Regions from separate parts of the Homo sapiens genome. Here region 1 is linked to region 2. A link is a loop called in an ENCODE intact Hi-C map of the cell type or tissue named here. Cell type or tissue: ascending aorta. All regions are shown on one strand. Each heading gives the region's core, and the rest is flanking DNA. Links, peaks and the distances in the headings are about the cores only.

Region 1 (11,143 bases), core at 1,267-9,266, 240 kb before region 2:
GTTCTCAAGTTGCCCTTGTCTCTGTGGAAACACTTTTTCCTCGAAGCCAGTATTTGGGATTTTGGTAACAAGCCAAATTGAAATCTCAGTGATTATAGGACTTGATGAATAATTTGTGTTGCAAAAGATTGAAAAATCATCCCTCACGAAGTCCATTTTAAGTGTTGCCTAAGTACAGTTACTTCATTGAAACTGCTCACCAGCTGGTGGCAAAGCTTATGTGGAAACAAGTTTTTTGGTGCTCTGACCCTAGACAAGACCATGAGTCTGGAGCCATGTCCACAGTAGGTCTCCGCACATGTGGAAGAGGGGCAGTCTGTGCAGGAGAGCCTTCTTCCCCCCACCCCGCCCCATGGGAAAAGGAGAGAAATGGTGAGTTAGGTCAGGGGAAAGGGAAACAGGGAGGAGGCAGGTCCTCGATAATCAGGAATATGGCGCAGACACTGCTGGACTCTGAGGTTTCCTAAAAAATTCATGCCCTGGGCTGGGCACGGTGGCTCACGCCTATAATCCCAGCACTTTGGGAGGCCGAGACGGGCAGATCATGAGGTCAGGAGATCGAGACCATCCTGGCTAAAACAGTGAAACCCCGACTCTACTGAAAATAAAAAAAAAAAAAAAAAATTAGCCGGGCGCGGTGGCGGGCACCTGTAGTCCTAGCTACTCAGGAGGCTGAGGCAGGAGAATGGCGTGAACCTGGGAGGTGGAGCTTGCAGTGAGCCGAGATTGCGCCACTGCACTCCAGCCTGGGCGATAAAGCGAAACTCTGTCTCAAAAAAAAAGAAAAAGAAAAAGGAAGAAAGAAAAGAAAAGAAAGAGAAAAGAAAGAAAAGAAATCCATGCCCTGGCTCCATTTTTTCTTTCAGTGACCCTCACTGAGGAGCTGTGGGTACCGTGATAGGCACTAGGGAAGGCAGGTGACTCGAGTATGGTCTGATCTACCAGGGTTAACAACTTGGTTGGGGAAAGAGGAATGGGGGCCAAATAATGGCACCATAGAGGAACTATAACGGGACAGTGGTGGGCAAAGGGTCACTAGAACGGTGGGGGGCTTCTTGGAGGAGATGACACTCAAACTGGGCCTTGCAAGGTAGGTGGGAGTTGACCAGCAAGGCGGCAGTCTCAGGTGGCAGTGTGCTGCACGTGTGGCTATCAGGGCCAGCCCATGAGGGGCAAGGCTGCTGGGCAGGCTGGGAAGCCAGAGTGGGGAGGCCCCAGGAGGTGTTCTGTGTGCAGCTGCCACATTGAAAGGTGTGCAAGTGTAGTTGGAGGATGTGCAGCTGAGGCAGGGCCCAAAGGAGGGGGAGTACACAGAAGCCAAGAAGGGAAAAGAAGGGAAAAGGCGATCTGCACACACACAGTGCCTTGAAGGTCTTGCGTTTCCCGTAGAAATTGTGCTGTAGCTCTTTACCAGATTGACTGGTATTTGGGCACACAGTTGAGCATACTCTGGGCCTCGGTTATATGTTTTGAATTTAGTATGGTTTTTATTCAAAGCCTCAGTGCTCTCTGCACGTTTCCATACTCCCATCTCAACTCTAAAACATATAAGTTGTTATTCAGATCAACTTGCTGGTAAAATTAGAGAAAATTTCAAAGCTCCTTTTTACTCTCTTTGTCTCACATTTCTCCAATGGGGAAAAAGCCTGGAAGACAAGTGTGTTAAAGAACTGGCTGTTCTTGTAAGTATTTGAGGAGAACAGTGTGAGTCATTGTAGCTTTTCACTGGTATTTGAGTATCCGGTTTATTTTTAAACAGTTCTGTGAACTGGAGTTTCTTCCATAGTTTCTGTTACCATGGCGCCATAATATTTCCTCGTCTGCTTGTTCATACTTTCACACACTTCAGCATCACATTTACAATTCCTTACAATCAGAATATCTTATTCATAACTTCCAAGAATGTTTCTCCAGCTGCAATAGCATTTTTCTCCAAATGGGAAAAGTCCGTTGTTCTGCCACTTGCAGATGCTGGGAAGAAAGAGGGTCTGGTTCTGTGAAGGACGGTGCAGGGTGCGGGGGCTGTGAGGGCCCCGTTGGGGTTTGAGTGGGTGGACCTATGTCATCTGTGTGGAGCCACTTCCCCTTTAGGCGCCACGGTTGAGAGTATAGGACGGACAGGCTGCTGCTTTTGCTTGGGAGGAGTTGGTGTTATACATTTTGGTCTAGACATCTAACAGACCACCCTTGGTTCTTTGGTCCCCTCAAACATGAACATGGGTGTGTTCTGTTGCTCTTATTTATTTTGTCATTTATTTTTGGACTTGAATTGAGGCTTCCACTTTGGGCAGGTCTCTTGTTTTGAGAATCTGCAGTCCAGAGAAAAACAATGCTGGGCTTGGCAGTCACTGGTGAAGTCGGCTTTGCCCGCCCTCCAGGCATGCAGGATTATTCAGAGAGGTACCTTTCTACATCTCATTGCTTTGAGAAATATATATTTCTTAAAGAGTTGTTCAGGATTTAAGGAAAGTTGGGGAGGTATATGGAACCATAGAGATAGTTTGTTTCCAATTTCTTAAAGTCTTAGACCTCAACTTTTCAGGGATAACAAGGTTTTCCTCTGACACATAAAGATAATAATAGACTAGGTTCTGAATATGTGCTTTGGACTTAATTATGGGAACTTGGCTTTGCCAGGTGTTTTCAAATTCTACTGTAAATATAAATGCTGATTCAATGATACAGCAACTCTTGATACTTGAGAATTTAAAGTGCTGCGTAACTGATTGGACATTTCGTCTCCTAACACAGTTGGTTCCTCTGATTCAGAGAGGACCCCTTTTTGAAGATCAAAAGCAAAATAAAAGTGTGGAAAGTGTGGACTTCTAGTGGCATGTGGACAGGGGGGTGTCCTGGGGGCTGCCCAGGAGGCTCCAGGTGGGAAGTGCTTCTGACTTAGTGGCTCTACAAGCTGGCCATTGTGGAAGAATTGGCTTTTTCCTTTTTTTTTTTTTTAGAATTGACTTTGTAAGAATCATCAAAAAATTGTTTTGCTCTCAGCTCAATAAACATTTGTAGTTAATAATCCGAGTAACTAATCTTTTTTCTCTCCTGTGTAATCCAAGATATGTCAGTATATGGTCTTCGTGAGTAAAATTGATACCAATAGTACATTATCCTAAAGGTCTTATTTGATATCCTTTTATCAAGTCAACACTTTACTGTCCCACCATTTCACTTGTAAAGATCCCCAAGTGTGTCGCTGTCAGTTTCAACAAATGTTAGAAAGGACCTGTTGTCATATGTGAGATACGCTTCTGGAATTCACTGTCTAGAGGGGAAAGCAGACTGTACACAGGTAAAAACTGAGGTAGTGGTATGTGCTTTGAGGAAATATAAAAAGAGTTAGAAGGTAACAGGCTAGAGTTGGTGGTGGTGGGAGGTGTGGCTAGATTCTCTAAGGGATGCCCCAAATGGTGTGAGGGGGAGCCGGCCATACGCTTGTCTCAGGGAAGAACATTCCTGGCAGAGGGAACAGCATGTGCAAAGGCTCTGAGGCAGGGATGAGCTTATTATGTTGAAGAAACAGAGAGAAGATCCTGTGCTGGGACAGAGAAGGGCCAGCAGGTAAGGGAGAGTAGTTGGGGAATGGGTGGAAGGGCAGGCAGGGGCCGGGTCATGACGGGATTTGCAGTACAGCGGAGGAGTTAGGGTTGAAGTGATGTGATGGTTTAGAGAAGGGAAGTGACATGATTTGAGTATTTACAAATATTGCCCTGAAGAGGCTAGAAACTGGAAGTGAGGATAGGTTTTCTGTTCTCTTTAACGTTGAGTTTCCATGGGAAAACATTAAACGTTTTCATTTTAGCTTTGAAAATTTAGGGTTATTAATACCACCTGTGTTCCTTACAATTGGGGGTTTTGTGACATTTTCTGGGCTGTTTTGGAAGAGAGGGATTGTGTAAGTGAATATACCCTGGTTGTTAACCATAATAATAACAACGTGATCTCTGCATGGCTCTGTTAAATTAAAAAATGTAACTATTAATAGTGTGTGAAATAGTTCTCAGCCTAGCCAGCAGCTGGAAGATTACACATTATGAGAAACTCATCAAGTTTAAACCACATGGGGATTTCTGTGTAGAAATATACCAGTTCCTCCTTCCTTCCTCGCTGTTCCTGTTTCAGGGCAGCCATCGGCTTTGTGGAGCCCTCTGAACCCTGGCTGGTTCCATTGACGCTGACTGTGTTCCTCCACTACCTTCCCATCACCTAAGGTCTCTTCTGTCTCGGACACCTCCTGCCTCTCCCACTCTGCACCTGCCCCATTCCCATCCAAGGTTCACCTTGGTGTCGCTGGCTTGGAAGCCATTTCCTCACTTCCCTGGGTGGAAAGCAGCTACTTCAGTCCTCCAACAATCCCAAGGAGTGGTAGGCAGTGTTAGTTTTGTTTTCTGGATGAGGAAACTAAGGTTCAGGAAGGTTAAGTAACGTGCCCCTGGTTACCCAGCTGGTTTGCAGCAAGGCTGGGATTCATTCATTGCTGCTTCTCACATATCATTGCCTCGTGTAAGCCAGGTGCTGTGCCCAGCCGTGGGATACAACTGTGAACAAGGCAGGTGTGAGTTAGGTGTCTGCCTCCCTCAACACCTTGAGCTGTTTGAGCAGGCAGGCGTCTGGAATAGGCATGCAGTGAACACTGAGCGAATGAATGAGTGAATGAAAGAATTCCTGTCAACATTCTACTCTTGTTGGACTCGGGTTGGCATGCTGCCTCCCTTAGCATCCAGCCTGTCACTCTTCAGAGTCACGCACACGTGACTCACCTCTGCCTTTCCTTGGTGTCTTTTGTTGCCTGTGTCTCATGCAGGAGGCAGCACAGCCTGGTGGCTCAGGGAGGCTCTGGAGCACCTGGTCTGGGTTTGAATCCAAGCTCTGCCCCTTACTAGTTGTGTGACTTGGGCACGTTATTTAAACACTCTTATGCCTCTGTTTCTTCATCTATAAATTTACTTTTGAACTTGAACTGTCAAAAACTTTCATTTTTTAATTCTTAAACTTTCCCACTGACCCAAACCAGATTGAGAAATTGGATAACCAAAACCATGGAGGTATTTTTGCTTTTTATGAGCGTGCCTTTTGTTATTTCAAAATGACCTACTTTCATACTTCCAAATGCATTTTAGAAACATTTTGATTAATTTAAAAGACAATCATTTTCAAAATTAGTTTATTGAATAACTTTTTCCCTTGTTTATGTGGTGTGAACGTGGGTATCCATGTACTTCTTGGGTCAGGATTGAGTGGGTGCCTCATCTGTGCTAGGCTCTGCGTGAGACACGAGGACAGGAGGGTCCAGAGAAGGTCTGAGAGCTGAGACAAAGGTGCTGAGTGTGTCCAGGGCCCAAACCCAGAGGTCCTGGTGCTGCTGCATGTTGTGGCTGTGGAATTGGGGCAGAGAGCACAGGTAGCAGGAAAGTGTGTGAGTTAGGCTGCATGTCACAGAGACCCTCAAAATAATAGTGGCTTAAAGAGAAGTTTATTCCTCTCATCTGCAGAGTCCAGAGGTGGCATGGCTGGTGGGCACACCACACTGTCAGAGACCTAGACTTCCTCTGTCTCGTTTTGTGCATGGCTCTGTTCCCAAGTCACCTCATGGTTCGCGATGAGAAAAGCATGGCATTCATATTTAACACGGCGAACTTTGTGCTAGGATTGGGACACAAAAATAAACTCCATGTGGTTCCTGCCCTCAAGGATCTTAGGTCTCTTGGGAGAGACAGATGCCTGGATGACCGCCCTCCATCTGAGGTTGATTGGAAGGAGCCCTGTGTGAGAGGAACACAGGCAGGCAGGCCAGGCAGCAGAGCTGACATTTGGGAATAAAGGAAGTCTTTATGAAAGAGGTGGCATCTGATCTTGATCTTAAAGAATAATTAGTATCTTGACACTCATCTGGGAGGCTGTTTGAGGGAGAAGGATACTGTGAAGGGAGGTACGAAGACCTGAAAGGGCAGGGCTCTGTTTGGAGCCCCGGGTGGCGGGTCACTCTCCTGCCTTGTCCGAGTTGAAGTAGACCATCATTCTGGAGCAGACGTCACACAATTGGAAAGATGTCCCCAGCTGTGTGATTAGTATGACATCCATTCTAAAAGGTGAACAAAAGAACCTGGAAAGAAACCAGACAGGATCGTTTTGGAGTTCTGAGATACTCATTCTTTTGCCTGTACTTTGGAAGCAGGATCAAGCCATTCGTAGGCACGCCACTCCCACTGAACATTTCACAATCCACTGAGCCCAGTGCTGTCACTGTGTTTCAGTTCTCAGAAGCTATTGACAGCATCTTCAATGAGAAGTCCTGGGACCCAGAGTCAGAGCACTTTTTACTGGTTTTGCAAGATACAAATATTAATTGCTGTTGACTTTCCCTTTAAATTTTAGCCTCTGTATGTGGGCAGGACTTGTAGCATAGATGAGACCTTGTGTTACCAACATTGTAAGTAATTTATGTGATGTGGACGTGCTTGGGAAGCATGGACTTTCTTTATGCTGACTGTGGCTTGTTTCACAGTGAGACCCTGATAATGAGCTCAAGCCCGGACATTGGGGTCCTGGTGAGTATAGTTGCACAGGGCGGCCGTCAGGCCTGGATCTGATGAAGTAGGGAGGATCTTTGCAGCCATGCTCACTGCACATACACACTCTTATAATTACTCGGCTTTAATTCACGTTTATTCTTCCATAATCTCCTGCTTATAGGAGGCTGTCTTAAAACATTTTAAACTCAGAGAACTCTAAGAGCTTGTTGAATCCCACTCTCTTCTTTTCATGTGAAAGTAGTTGGATGCTGAGAAGATAAGGGACTTGCCCAATGTCCCATTGCTGTTTAATGGCAAATTTGGGATGAGGCTTCTAAATTTTGGCACTGAGAGCTCTTTGTAAGTGTAAAAAATGACTTCAGAATTATCAAAAATGAAATTATGTTCAGTGTAGCTTTATTGATTTTGTTTGTTTAGAGGTATATGTATTTGTGTGTATTTTTCCTTAAATTTGGTGTTCCAGGTAGGGTATACCCAGTGATTCCCTTCACCAGCCTGATTACCTACAAGTGCCTCCACCACTATTTTGGGGTGTACTTCATTGTCTTCAGACATTAACACCATCTACTGAGTTTAATGAGCATCAGTCCATCAGGCCCAGTGAAACACTCTGACAACTTACATATTAAAGGAGTTTCACATCTAAAATTTCACAAATGAGGCTTATGTATTTGAAGTTTCTTAAAAATAAAAACAAAACCAACCTGATTTCTGTACTCTGATGCATGAAATTAGAAGCTATGTGAGGCTCACCTGCCTCCACAGCAACTGAAGTCTTGTTTTATGTGAACACCTTCTTTTCTTTCCTCCTTCTGTCCATTTCTGATGCATGTGTAAGATGGCAGGTGATATTTCATCGCCTACAGCACTCTCAGATTCAGCACGTGAAGAGACAGTGAATCACTTTAAGGACTTCAGAGGCAGCGACATTTTTTAGCCAAGGTGTTTCTTTGGGCCATTTTCCTCCTATGCCTCTCCGGGTGTGTTCCCGTCCTTTCTCAAGGGTTTATGGTTTGCCCCTTAAGTGTAGATTGAGGATGTCAGATTGAAATCTTGCTCTTTAAACTGTATCCAGAGGTTCTTCAACTCTCTTTGGAATGTGTGAGCCAGAGAGCCTCAGGGAAACAGTGGGACAGAAGTGGAAGCTGCATGTGCCATGACATCCCCAACCTGGGCTCCGCCTGAGGACTACCTGGAAACCCAAACATCTGGACATGAGGGCTCGGCTCAGTGGAGTATGGGACCATGACATGACGTTTTACAGCCATTAAAAATGACTGAGGCCGGGCACGGTGGCTCACGCCTGTAATTGTAGCACTTTGGGAGGCTGAGGCAGGCGGATCACCTGAGGTCTGGAATTCGAGACCAGCCTGACCAACATGGCGAAACCCCATCTCTACTAAAAATACAAAATTAGCCAGACGTGGTGGTGCATGCTTCTAATCCCAGCTACTCGGGAGGCTGAGGCAGGAGAATCGCTTGAACCTGGGAGGCAGAGGTTGCAGTGAGCCAAGATCACGCCATTGCACTCCAACTTGGGCAAGAAGAGCAAAACTCAGTCTCAAAAATAACTAACTAAATAACTAAATAACTAAATAAATAAATAAATAAAAGACTGGGGCCAGGCGTGGTGGCTCACGCCTGTAATCCCAGCACTTTGGGAGGCCAAGATGGGTGGATCACTTGAGGCCAGAAGTTTGAGACCAGCCTGGCCAACATGGCGAAACCCTGTCTCTACTAAAAATATTTTTAAAAATTAGCTGGGCATGGTGGCGGGCACCTGTCGTCCCAGCTACTCGGGAAGCTGAGACATGAAAGTTGCTTGAACTCGGGGGCAGAGGTTGCAGTTAGCTAAGATCGTGCCACTGTGCTCCAGTCTGGGCAACAGAGCGAGACTCTGTCTCAAAAAAAAAAAAAGTAACTGGAAGATACCCAGACAACAGGGAGAAATGCTGCTTATGCAGCTGAGGAAAGCAGAACACAGGATGGCTTGTTGGCTGCAAGGACAGTGAAGTCAGTCCATAGATGATGGGAGAAGCAAGGGCTAAATGAGGAGAGCGGAGGCTGGTGGGACAGAACTGGCCATGAGGAGCCCCTGTTGGCCTTGACAGCTCTGTGCTAGCCAACATTTGGACTTAAAATCATCATGGGCTTGGCAGTGTGGGGAGGCTGGAAAGAGGAGAGCCAGAGGTTCTCCTGAACAGGAATCGTGAGCTTCAGAGCTGCCGAGGAGCCCAGCCAGGTGTGGTAAGCAGAAGAACTGCACTGAGGTTGCTCTGTTGTTTGTTTTTCCTTAACCTCCTCCAAGCATTTTTTTTTTTTTAAGAGATAGGGTCTCTCTATGTTGCCGAGGCAGGAGTGCAGTGGCTATTCACAGGCGTGATCATAGCTCACTGCAGCCTTGAACTCCTAGGCTCAAGCAGTCCTCCCACCTCAGCCTCCTGAGGAGCTGGGACCACAGGTGCACTCAGCTCCAGAATGATTTTTTTTTTTTTCCTGTGGGAAGAAGAGGGCTTGGTCTGTCATGTTGAGTGAAACAAGATGTGTTTTCCCCCCTCTCTTTTTCTCTTTTCTTCTTAACAGAGATATTGGAGAGTCTGTGCTGTGTTTCTTTGAAGTGATTCTGTGTCCTCGTGGAGTTCCTAAGATTCCCCTTCCTCCCACTGTTTTTCTTCAGTTTGCAGTGGATAGTTCTGTGCCATGAGGTGGTTTGAAATCCTCTGGTTTTCGGTGATGGTTTCTATAGCAACAATGAGTTGTGTCTGCCTGGAGATGCTGGCTGTTTTTTTAATCTCTGGAAGCACCTTTGAGTGTGTTCTGCCCCACCCTGCCCAGGCCGATGGGTGCTTCTGGAGGGCCTAGGACCTGCTGAGCTCTAGGCCTCAGTGTGATTCCCTTGAGGGAGGGGCCAGCCTTTAAGCCCAAGCATCTTGCAATGCGCAAGCTGTTTCCCGTTGTTGAATCAAATGTACTACACCATGTTCCAGAGAGATATAAGTCACTTTATTTGCTGATCTCTTATCTCTTCCTTTGAGGAATGTTCACTTTTCCAGATGAAATCACTGGAAACAAAATGAGTTGTGCCAGGTAGTTGAGCTCTTAAAAAACATCCCAGCTTTGCTAATGGTGCAAAGCACTATCTTAATGTGGGCCTTACTTCCTGAGCGCCCACTGGCTTATAGGGGGTGACCTGGGTGGTAGAGACAAGCAAGAGACCCCATTCTTCCAGGAGACTGACTGGACATACATGAATAGCCCGAGCTGAGCCAAGGCTGGTGACATAGAGGGCCCAGGGACCCATGGGCCGCAGCTGGGTTGTCAGGCAGCAGGAGGGCCTCCCGTGAGGCCGGTGGTAGACAGGCAGGGTAGAACCACACAGCCCCCAACCGTGGTTGCTAAACCCATGTGTGGTTTAGATTAACATGTGCAGTAGTGTTTACGAAAGAATTCTAACCATTAGAGTTATAGCACCTTCACATAAATGCTCTCATTATTTTCCATCTTTGAATCCTCAGTCTCCATAAATCAAAATTACCCAGGCTCTTCAACTTTTCTTGTCCTGAATTCATCCAGCAATTTACAAAGCAACTGCTTTGTGTTTGACACTGGATGCTGGGGCTGTAGCAGTGATCACAGCTGACATTTGTCCCTGCCCTCCTAGAGCTGATACTTTTTTTTTTTTTTTTTAAAGACGGAGTCTTGCTCTGTCGCCCAGGCTGGAGTGCTATGGCGTGATCTTGGCTCACTGCAACCTCTGCCTGCCAGGTTCAAGTGATTCTCCTGCCTCAGCTTCCCAAGTAGCTGGAACTACAGGCATGCGCCACCACACACAGCTAATTTTTGTATTTTTAGTAGAAATGGGGTTTCACCATGTTGGCCAGGCTGGTCTTAAACTCCTGACCTCAAGTGATCCGCCAGCCTCGGCCGCCCAAAGTGCTGGGATTACAGACGTGAGCCACCGCCCCGGCCCTAGAGCTGACTTTCTAGAGGGTCAGACAGACAAGAAATAAAACATTTAAGTAAATTATGTAGCTCGTTAGGAGGTGGTAAGTGCTTGGGAGAGAAAAATAAAGCAGGGAGGGGGTCTGAGGGGGCTGGGGCAGGGTTAGAAAAGTTCTCACTGGGGCCGGACGCAGTGGCTCACGCCTGTGATCCCAGCACTTTGGGCCGATCACGAGGTCAGGAGATCGAGATCATCCTGGCTAACACAGGTGAAACCCCGTCTCTACCAAAAATATAAAAAATTAGCTGGGCGTAGTGGCAGGCACCTGTAGTCCCAGCTACTTGGGAGGCTGAGGCAGGAGAATGGCGTGTACCCGGGAGGCAGAGCTTGCAGTGATCTGAGATCGTGCCACTGCGCTTCAGCCTGGGCGACAGAGCTAGACACTGTGTCGAAAAAAAAAAAAAAGAAAAAAAACCTCACTGGGGTGGGGGCTGATACAGGCCTGTGGGGCAGGAGGGAGACCATTTCAGGGAGGAGACGAGCACATTCACTGTGCCTGGCAGTGCCCAGACCAGCGGAGGAGCCAAGTGGAGCTTGGTGTAGGGTGGACAGCAGTGGTGGCGGGTTGGAGAGCAGGGTCTGAGGACAAAGTAGCTCGGTG
Region 2 (11,043 bases), core at 1-8,000:
GAACACTGGGGCCCAGCAGGCTGCTTTTTGGCAGCTGAAGGGGGAGGCATTCATTGGCCTCCGTTTTCTGCCCACAGACCGTCTTGAGCAGCGTGGGAAGGAGGTGAGCTCCCTGGCTCTTAGGAGTATTCAAGAGCAGGTTATGTGTCGTTTTCTTGGGTTTCTTTCTTTCTTTTTTTGAGACAGAGTCTCGCTCTGTCACCCAAGCTGTAGTACAGTGGCCCCATCTCGGCTCACTGCAACCTCTGTCTCCCGGGTTCAAGCGATTCTGACCTCAGGTAAGCCACTGCACCTGGCCCAGGTTTTGTTTTTGATGAATACAAAGGATTGTTAAGTCAGTGATTTCTCCAGCCACAGCAGCATTTCAAATGAGCAGGTTTTACTTAAATAATACAAATCATATCCTAACTATATATGTATGTGAACAAGTGAGATGACCTTTTAGAGTCCAGCATTGTTTAGTCATTTGACCATCATACAGTGAGTGCCTACTCGGTGCCAGCATGAGGTCAGGAGTTCAAGACCAGCCTGGCCAACATGGTGAAACCCCGTCTCTACTAAAAATACAAAAATTAGCCAGGTGTGGTGGTGGGCACCTGTAATCCCAGCTACTCGGGAGGCTGAGGCAGGAGAATTGTTTGAACCTGGGAAGCAGGGGTTGTGGTGAGCCGAGATCGCACCACTGTGCTCCAGCCTGGCTGACAAAAGCGAGACTCCGTCTCAAAAAAAAAAAAAAAAAAGGCCGGGCACGGTGGCTCATGCCTGTAATCTCAGCACTTCGGGAGGCTGAGGCAGGCAGATCATAAGGTCAGGAGTTCAAGACCAGCCTGGCCAATATGGTGAAACTCCATCTCTACTAAAAATACAAAAACTAGCTGTGCATGACTTGGGGCGCCTATAGTCCCAGCTACTCGGGAGGCAGAGGCAGAATTGCTTGAACCCGGGAGGCGGAGTTTGCAGTGAGCCAAGATCGCACCACTGCGCTCCAGCCTGGGTGACAGACTGAGATTTCATCTCAAAAAAAAAAAAGGAAATTATGAAATTATGTGCATAAATGTCTGCTTAGGGCAGAGAGGTGGGTAGGAAGTGCCAGTTCCCAGGGAGGATGCTGTTGACTCCTTATCCACGGCCATTCTCCTCCCGCTTCTTTCTTGCTAAGGAAACCCCAAGTTTGTTCAACCCTCAGGTAGCTTAGGGCTGTAGAGGAAGTGGGCCCTCCCTAGGCCTGGGGGTGAATCTCTTTTGGTCTAAGCCAGTCCTAGTCATTCCAGTCCCTTCCTAGTAATTTGAGTGGAAATGGGCATATAATGCTATTCTGGCCAATGAGAGGGCAAGTCAGCTGGAAAAGAGGGCTCTGAGAAAATGTTCATAGACAAGAAAGCAACATTTCTGCATTTGGCAAAAGGGTGTAATGCTCCAAGCAATGGCAGCCATCTTGAGGCCGTGAGGGGACAAGTCTGAGATCAAATGTCACCATACTGCATCCTTGAAGACATGAAGACCTCAGCGAGCTGCTGAATTAACCAACCCTGAAAGCGCCCTATCCCGACTCCTTGTCTCGTGTGTTAGATGCTATTTACCATCCTCAAGTGTCCATTCTTCTTGTGGTCCTTAGAAAAAGAACACAGCGAGTTCTAGGCAGACATAGCACCTCCCCTTGGCAGCTGGCTGTGGCCATGTGACTAAGTCCAGGCCAATGGGATGTGAACAGGAGTGATGCGGGCAACTCATGGATGATCTTAAAGACATTTGCTTTGGGCACTCTAACCCGCTTCCCACTGGCTGGAGCATGGCAGCAGCTGGAGTGCTTTGCAGGGCACATTTTGGGGGTGGCAGAGTGGCCCCAGTGGCCTTGGAGCACTCACCTTGGGACTGTAATGTGAGACAGAAACAATCTTCTTTTTTTTTTTTTGAGACAGAGTTTGACTGTTGTTGCCCAGGCTGGAATGCAATGGCGCGATCTCGGCTCACCGCAACCTCCACCTCCCGGGATCAAGCAATTCTCCTGCCTCAGCCTCCCGAGTAGCTGGGATTACAGGTGTGCGTCACTACACCCAGCTAATTTTGTATTTTTAGTAGAGACAGAGTTTCTCCATGTTGGTCAGTCAGGCTGGTCTCAAACTCCCAACCTCAGGTGATCAGCCCGCCTCGGCCTCCCAAAGTTCTGGGATTATAGGCATGAGCCACCGTGCCTGGCCTAATTTTTGTATTTTTAGTAGAGACAGGATTTCACTGTGTTGGCCAGGCTGGTCTCGAACTCCTGACCTCAGGTGATCTGCCCACCTTGGCCTCCCAAAGTGCTGGGATTACAGGCATGAGCCACCGTGCCTGGCCTGGTCTCGTTTCTCTCCTTGGAAGTTGGTGGGGACCGGGGCTGGGTTCTGATTTTTGGCAGTGGACTAAAGCTGGGAGGAATGTCTCACGTCTCACCTCCCCTTGGTTTCCTGCTGCTGCTGCTGCTGCTGCCGCCACACCCACCCTGGAAGGGGATGCTCCTCCTCCCCCAACCCCACCGCAGCACAGATCACACCTGAGTCCAGGGCCTGAAGCCTGGTCCCACCCTGACCCCCAACCTCACAGCAGAATTCCGAGCACGCCTTGCACTGGGCTAGTCCAAGTTAGAACAAGCAGAGATTTAGGAACAAGTGAACCATGAAACCAGACTTCCAGGAACACGGGGGCTCACTCATCCCCGATCTCTGTTGGGCACTCAGAGGACATTACAATTTAATATTTAAACAAGAAGTTGAATATTGATACACCAGCAAGGGGGAATTATTTTCCTTCCCCTAGAGCTGCTGGGAAAACGACTCCCTGCTTGCCTATGCCTGGCCAGCTGGGAAGATTCTTAAATAACCGACTGGACACCGGCCCCAGGCCACGCAGTGCTCCCCCAGTAAAGGATAGGTCCACGTCTTTCTCAGTCCTGGCCAAAAACGTCTGTGAACACACCCACTAGAAACAAGCCAGGAACAAACCGCTGCTCTGAGGATCTGATTACATTTCCCCAGGGCAGGTTTCCACCAGAGCGAGCGCCCCTCCCTCCTCCTTTCCCAGAACTCCGTTGCCCAACAACTGTTCCAGCTCCTGCTCCTGAGGCGGGGGCAGCCTGAGGAAACCAGGGCCTCAGGCGACAGCCGGCTCTGTTAGGCAGGGGCAGGACAAAGTGCAAGGTCCCTCTGGAATCCCCCAAGGCAGAGGGCAGGAGCCAGACTCCTCCGGTAGCTGTGGGGGCTCGGAAGGGGACATTAGACTCTGGTCTGTGGCTGTTGGCGCAGGGAGGTGAAGAGTGGTAGCTGCCCCCCGAGGCAGGCACTGGACCCCTTCTCGGCTCCCCAGCCAGCCTCCTTCCTACCCTGTGCACAGAACAGTGAAGGTCTGGGTTCAAATCCCAGCACCGCCACCTACTTGCTGAGCTTCTTTCTCTGTGTGGAAAGTGGAGGTGTGATAACACCACTCTGTGTCGTAGAGAATGTGTTCTGTGCCAGGGGCTGGGCTGGCTCATTTGATCATTACAACCATGCTGGGAGGGGGCACCACCCATCTCTTTGCAAAAGAGGAGATGCACAACTCTGGCCAGGGGTCGGTGGCCAGGAGGCAGGAACGGAGGATCTTTGGGACCCCTGCCCTGCCCCGGGCCTTAGACCCATTGCTCCCAGCCCAGAGGTGCAAGAACACAGCACTGTGATGGGCAGAGGCTGGGGTCCTCACCTGGCCGGGTGGTGTGGTGGCAGCGGGCATCTTCTGGCCTTGCAGCCTTTCTGCTGTTACCTCTGCCCTGCCTGTGCCTGTCCTCACTGCCTCTGTGTTCTCCAGGATGCTACTCTTATTTCTGGCCAGCTGGATCCTACTCTTATTTCTGGCCAGCTGGATCCTGGCCCATTTACATAGTTGCATTAAGAGGCTGGGCTGAGGCCAGGTGTGGTGGCTCACGCCTGTAATCCCAGCACTTTGGGAGGCCGAGGCGGGCGGATCACTTGAGGTCAGGAATTCAAGACCAACCTGGCAAACATGGTGAAACTCCATCTATACTAAAAATACAAAAATCAGCTGGGCTTGGTGGCGCATATCTGTAATTCCAGCTACTTGGGAGGCTGAGGCACAAGAATCGCTTGAACCCAGGAAGTGGAGGTAGCAGTGAGCCGAGATGGTGCCATTGCACCACCACCCAGGTTGGAGTGCGGTAGTGCAATCATGGCTCTCTGCAGCCTCAAATTCCTGGGCTCAAGAGATCCTCCCCCCTCAGCCTCTGAAGTAGCTGGGACTACAGGCATGGGCCACCACGCCCGCCCAGCTAATTTTTAACTTTATTTGTAGAGTCGGGGTTTCACCATGTTGCCTGGGCTGGTCTCAAATTCCTGGCCTCAAGGGATCCACCTGCCTTGGCCTCCCAAGGTGCTAAGATTACAGGTATGAGCCACCGCGCCCGGGCTGGTTATTGTTTCTTGATCTGGTGCTGGTTAAGTGGTGTGTAATTTGGTGAAAATTCACCGATTTTAGATTTAGAGTTTGTGGACTTCAAGAACATTGACATGAACAACAAGACAGAGGCCGTGAGGGTGGAGGAGAGGGCAGTTGGAGAGGCACTTGGGCCAGGGAACAGGGCTGGATGTTGGGGATTTAGGGTGCAGCCTGGCTTCTGGCCAAGTGGCTGGAGAGATGGGAGGATGAGCAGATGAGACACGCAGCTGAGACTGAATGTGAGGGGCCCCCCAGAGATGTGGCTCCCGGGGACCCAGATTGAGAAGCTGACCTTAAGGTGATGGGAAGTGGTGCCGTAGGAAGGAGGGCTGGTTCTGGGTGAGGCAGCTGAATGAGGGGCATGGAACCTGAGCACCCATTCTAGGGGCTGCCTGCCCCCAGAGAGTGGGTTCTGGAGGAGGGCCTGGGGGAGATGGGGAGAGGACCAGAGCCAGCAGCATCCAAGGAGTGAGCAGGGTAGCATGGAGAAGTTCTGGAGCTGCTGCTGACACGTGGCCTCAGGAAAGAGAACCAAAAGCTGGGGCCCTCAGAGCCCCCTGTGTCAGCAGCGCCAGGCACCCTGGTCTGGGACAAAGGCAAGTGGCCACACCCACCTATTTATAGAAGGCAGCTGGCAGGGATCAGGGGAGCCTTACAGGGGCCCTGGGGGAGGGGGCACTGGCAGGGGATGATGAAGGCTCTGCCAGGTCTCTGCCAGCCCCGCCCATACCCTCAGAGCAGAGGCCAGGCCAGAGTTCAAGGAGATCTGGGACAGATGCAGGCCGACTGCACCCTGCAGGCACAGCTGGGCCTAGGAGCAGGGGCTTTTGTCCATCTGTGCTCTGTGGAGTGAGGGAGCTTTTTCTTCTCTGGCCTTGCTGTCCTTTCCTGTGGTATAGGAGACCCCATTTGTCTATGCCATGAGACCATGTACTCCTCCTGGAGCCCAGGGTGGGGTTCCCTCTTGGCCCCAGCCCAATCCAGGGTTGGACAGGACATGCCTGCTTACTGAGGGATGAATAAATGAGAAACTCACGTCCCCAGAGGCTGAGGGACCTGCACAAACCCCAGGCCTTCTCCTGGCCACTCACACCCCTCTGATGTTGCCCTAAAGACCTCAGGGCCTCCAGGTGCAGAGGCTCACACCTGTAGCCTCAGCACTTTGGGAGGCCAAGGTGGGTGAATCACTTAAAGCCAGGAGTTCAAGACCAGCCTGACCAACATGGCAAAACCCCATCTCTCCTAGAAATACAGAAATTAGCCAGGCATGGTGGCAGGCACCTGTAATCCCAGCTACTCAGGAGGCCGAGGCAGAAGGATTGCTTGAACCCAGGAGGCAGAAGTTGCAGTGAGCCGAGATCACGCCACTGCACACACCAGCCTGGGAAACAGTGCGAGACTCCATCTCAAAAAAAAAAAAAAAAAAAAAAAACCCTCAGTGCCCCCAACAGCAGGGGCTGCTGATAGGGTGAGTTAGGCCTCCAGACCAGGGAGTGGGGAGGGGCCAGGCTGGGCCTTGGAATTTAGAGCCTTGGGGCCCCTGGGAAATTCACCTCAAAAATTACCTTAGAAATTCAAGAGAGGGCCAGGCGCAGTGGCCCACGCCTGTAATCCCAGCATTTTGGGAGCCTGAGGCAGGTGGATCACCTGAGGTCAGGAGTTTGAAACCAGCCTGGCCAACATGGTCAGAACCCATCTCTACTAAAAATACAAAACTTAGCCGGGCGTGGCGAGTGCCTGTAATCCCAGCTACTCGGGAGGCTGAGGCAGAGACTTGCTTGAACCCAGGAGGTGGAGGTTGCAGTGAGCCGAGGTCGCACCACTGCACTCCAGCCTTGGCAACAGAGCAAGAAACCGCCTCAAAAAAAAAAAAAATTAGCTGGGTGTGGTGGCGGGCGCCTGTAATCCCAGCTACTTGGGAGGCTGAGGCAGGAGAATCGCCTAAACGTAGGAGGCCGAGGTTGCAGTGATCCGAAATCTTGACATTGCACTCCAGCCTGGGCAAAAAGAGCAAAACTCCATCTCAGAAAAAGAAAAAAAGAAACTCGAGAGAGTTAATTGAGGATGTGTAAACCACACTTGAGAGATCCCTTGGAGGGCTGCCCTGCAGTGTCATGGACAGAATGTTTTTCTAGCAGCTGATAGAACCGGCCACAAACTCCCTGTGAGATCTGAGCAAGTTACATCTTCTTGGAGCCTCAGTTTCTCCATCTGCAAAGCTGGGCAGGGAACCGGGGAGCCTTTGCCCAGTTTCTGGCCCTAGAATTCCTGATTGGATGAAGATCTTCAGGGGTCTTGGGGTAAGAGCTGGAATGTGGCCACAGGCCCTTTGTGACGCATGGGTGGGATCTGGGATTGGGGGTTTGGACCCAGCTACCTTGGAAGCTGCCTGTGTCAGGGCTTGGGAGGAATGGTCCAGGTGCAGCCCGCAGAGCCACGAGAGGGCATCCATGCCAGGAGGCCACATCCCAAAGTCCAGGGGCAGTGGAGGCCCATGTGATGTCCCTGGGTGGCAGGCATGGTCCAGGGGAAAGTGCCCACCACGTGCTACCTCACCCAGCCCTCTGACATGGGTATCATGATTGTCATTTTGCCAAAGAGGAGTGCCCAGAGAGGGCAAGTGTATTTTCAGAGTCACACAGCTGTGTCTAGGGCATCTTCAGCTCCTGCCATCCAGAACAGTGGCAGCAGCTCAATCTTGAGCCCAGAATGACTCCCACCTCCAGCCTGGCCCTATGGTCCTCTTCTGTCCTCTGTCCATAGAGCACCTCTGTCTCCCTGCAGGCTGCAAGCATCTCAAGGACAAGACCAGGTTGTAGAATAACCCCTTTCACCGGCTACAGGATTTTACCTTTCACAAAGCACTCCCTCTCCCTCTTCTGCACAGAACTCTGAAAGGCAGACATGAGCCCCGTGTGACCCAGGAGAACTCCAAGGCCCTGAGAAGTTGGAGGCCTTGCCCGAAGTTCACAGCTCCTAGGAGACAGGGCCACAGTCCAGATCTGTCTGACCCAAGCCTGGGCTTATGTTGTGCTCCACCCTCCCTCAGATAAACCAAGAAGGGCCAACTTGCTAATGGGGAAATGCAGGCAGGGCCACAAGACCACCCCTCTTTCCACACAGTCACATGCAAGCTACAGTCAGGTCCATTTTGTCAGGGAAAGTGCAGACTGTTAGAAGCCAAGAAACTTGAGTGTAATGTGGGCATCCAGGCAGAGTGAAGCCCTGGGGAGTAAGTTCCCCTAGCTCGCCCTGCTGCTGGCAACCATGCCCAGTGCCTGGCTCGGCCTCCCTGGCTGCTCTGAGAGGCCTGGCCCGGGCTCTGCAGGCGCTGGAGCCAGCGGAGGCATCTGGATCCCATAAGCTTGTCATGAGCTGGTTTGAGCAGAATGGCCTCAACAGCCCCCAGAGAGCCCCCCTCACCCCTGGCTGCACTGATGCAACTCCCATCTGTCCCCAGCCCACAGCAGCTCCCAGGGATGGAGAGTGTGAATCCTCAGGGAGGGTTGTCTAGAGGCCCTGGGCTGGACGGGGATCCCATGCTGACCGGTGGACACGGCCCCGAATCCCCCTGCACTGCACTTGCTGCTCTGTTTTGCCTGTAAGCATCTCCCCCATCAGACCGAGCTCCTCCAGGATAAGAACTGTGTCTGATTTATCTGTGAGCTGCCAGCATCGCCCTGCCTGGGACCTGGCACAAAGGAAGTGTCAGGTGACTGCTAAATGAATGAGTGAAGGAATGAATGGATGAAGCATCGTCTCCATGAATCAGCCAGGGTCCAGTTAGGAAAACAGGAACCTTATGAGTTATTTTACCATAAAGTATTTAATGTGTAGGGAGTTAGCTAAAGAGGCATTGACAAAGCCATAAAGAGAACCCTGAAGGCAGCAGAAAAGGCCATCTCCAAGAAGCAGCTACCACACCAGAGGAGGCGAGACGAAGAGGTGGGAGCTACTAGAGCCTAGAAGCTTGGAGGGGGTGCCCGGGGCTAGAAGTCACACCTCTAGGCAGGGCACAGTGGCTCACAGCTGTAATTCCAGCATTTTGGGAGGCCGAAGCAGGTGGATCACTTGGGCCCAGGAGTTCAAGATCAGCCTGGCTAACATGGTAAAACCCCGTCTTTACTTAAAAAAAAAAATACAAAAAATTAGCTGGGCATGGTGGCAGGCGCCTGCAGTCCCAGCTACTTGGGAGGCTGAGGCAGGAGAATCGCTTGAACCTGGGAGACAGAGGTTGCAGTGAGCCGAGATAGCACCACTGCACTCCAGCCTAGGTGACAGAGTGACACTCTGGCTCGAAAAAGAAGTCACACCTCTGAGGAGGAGGAGAGGCTGCCCAGCCTCAGGATCTTGGAGAAGGGAACCCCCCTGAGGCAGCACCCAGGCCTCAAAGGAGGGAGTGCCAGAGCCTCTGAGCAGCTGGTTCTCGGAGCACAGAGAGAACTTTGGAACTGTGTGCTGCTGCTGACTGAAGAGCCATCAGCAGGGTGATTTTGGCAGGACACTGAGCAAATAAGGAATAAGTCTTTCCTCTCTCCTCCAGCCTTCCAGTCTCTCTCTAGTCTCTCCTGTTGGCAGAGCACAACAGGCTGCCAGATGGCAAAGGAGACACGCAGTGTGCAGAGGCTCCCACCCAAGCAGGGGGCCGGGAGCCCAGCCCCATAGCATGGGCGGCCCCACTAACACAGGTGCACCTCCATCAACAGCAACAAGCATGTCATCCTTCTGCTTCGAGTGATGGACCTTCTCTTCCTAGAAAGATACTTTCACTCCCTTCCCCCAGAGGAGACACAAAGTCCAAAGGATCACTGTGTCCATCTCTGGGAAAGGTTAATTACTCTTCCAAGTCAACCACAACCTCACCTGTGTGTTCTGCAATCTAAAGAATACATTTTAGGCTGGGCGCGATGTGGCTCGTGCCTGTAATCTCAGCACTTTGGGAAGCCGAGGCAGGAAGATCACTTGAGCCCAGGAGTTTGAGACCAGCCTGGGCAACATGGCAAAACCCCATCTCAACAAAAAATACAAAAATTAGCCGGGCATGGTGGTGCATGCCTGTAATCCCAGCCATTCAGGTGGCTGAGGAATGAGAATTGCTTGAACCCAGAAGGCGGAGGTTGCAGTGAGCCGAGATCACTGCATTCCAGCCTGGTTGACAATTCCAGCCTGGGTGACAGAGTAAGACGCCATCTCAAAAATAAAAAGAGAGAGAGAGAGAAGGGAGGAAGGGAGGGAAAAGGAAGGGAAGGAAGGGAGGGAGGGAGGGAAAGAAAAGAAGAAAAGAAAAGAAAGAAAAAAGAGAGAAGAAGGAAAGAAGAAAGTGAAAGAAAAGAAAGAAAGAAGGAAAAGGAAGGAAGGGAGAGCCGGGCACGGTGGCTCACACCTGTAATCCCAGCACTTGGGATGCCGAGGCAGTTGTATCACGAGGTCAGGAGATCGAGACCATCCTGGCTAACACGGTGAAACCCCGTCTCTACTAAAAATACAAAAAAATTAGCTGGGAGTGGTGGCAGGTGCCTGTAGTCCCAGCTACTTGGGAGTTTGAGGCAGGAGAATGGCGTGAACCCGGGAGGCAGAGCTTGCAGTGAGCAGAGATCACGTCATTGCACTCCAGCCTGGGTGACAGAGCGAGACTCCAGAAAAAAAAAAAAAAAAAAAGGAGGGAGGGAGGGAGGAAGGAAGGAAGGAAGGAAAAGAAAGAAAGAAAGAAAGAGAAAGAAAGAGAAAAAGAAAGAAAGAAAAGCAAAGAAAATGTATAGATGTATAGGCCAGGCATGGTGGCTCATGCCTATAATCCTAGCACTTTGGGAGGCCAAGGCAGGCGGATCCCTTGAGCTCAGGAGTTCGAGACCAGCCCGGGCAACATGGCAAAACCATGTCTCAAAAAAAAAATTAAGTAGTTAAATATATATAAAATATTTATATAATACATTTTAAACTTAATCACCAACATCAATGCTGAAATAAATCCGGGGAAGGAGGAAGAGAGGAGAAGACAATAGGAAGTTAGACAGGAGGGGAGAAGAGTGAGGAGGAGGAAAGGAAGAAATGTATGTATGTATGAGTAAAATACGTATACGTTTGTGAGTGTGCGTGCATTATTTTCTTTTGCGTGTGTGTGCATGCGTTTTTGGTTCAGTGGATAAGGAGCCTAACATGGCCAGGTGGCAATCTCAGCTTCTGACTAAGTGGAACCATTGTTGTCTGCTGGTAGAAACACTCCTCTCTTGGGGACCAAGACCTTTACCCCAGCAGAGCTCCAAGTTTCAGGAACCGGAAATGACAATTCTGTGGGTGATGACTCAGTGCAGTCATGATTCCTGGCTGTGTGTTCTGTCATGGAATGTGCGGGTCTCTGAGTCACCACACACTGTATCCTACAAGACAGAGCCTCATCTTTTCAGCGTGTTTCCTCCCAACTGGGGTTGTACCTGAGCCTTCAGGAGGTCATGCCACCACCATGCTGCTGGACCAGCTGTTTCTGGGTGGAGGGGTATCTCAGAGACAATAAGGGCCTACTCTGCCCTGGAAGATCCTCCACTAGGTCATGGAGGAAGCCCACCCAGCAGTCCTCTCCTGTGC

What was found. A loop is a pair of places that touch in the nucleus more often than their neighbours do. Peaks named below come from ENCODE experiments on the same cell type or tissue, not always from the same donor. Only the 100,000 strongest peaks of a DNase experiment are listed, where the experiment ranks them.
Region 1: it touches region 2 in a loop (1.8-fold over the local background); 2 of 110 quality-filtered maps call a loop at or near these places.

The regions. Positions count from the first base shown.
Region 1 is chr22:42,924,564-42,935,706 of GRCh38, reverse strand. The region is part of intron 1 of PACSIN2 (protein kinase C and casein kinase substrate in neurons 2); the gene reads left to right. Among named protein-coding and RNA genes, the nearest start is that of ARFGAP3, 73 kb to the right of the region's middle. RefSeq lists enhancers at 658-1,173, 1,174-1,690, 9,348-10,146 and a silencer at 4,821-4,900. In ascending aorta, for the core only: a CTCF peak has its summit at 4,868; DNase peaks (open chromatin) are centred at 2,016, 2,346, 4,736, 6,226 and 1 weaker place; H3K4me3 peaks cover 1,575 bases; H3K27ac peaks cover 7,846 bases.
Region 2 is chr22:42,680,526-42,691,568 of GRCh38, reverse strand. No RefSeq gene overlaps it. Among named protein-coding and RNA genes, the nearest start is that of A4GALT, 35 kb to the left of the region's middle. RefSeq lists enhancers at 2,825-3,716, 3,717-4,606, 4,607-5,498. In ascending aorta, for the core only: no CTCF peak of the experiment used is centred there; DNase peaks (open chromatin) are centred at 3,018, 5,130 and 7,768; H3K4me3 peaks cover 677 bases; H3K27ac peaks cover 7,910 bases.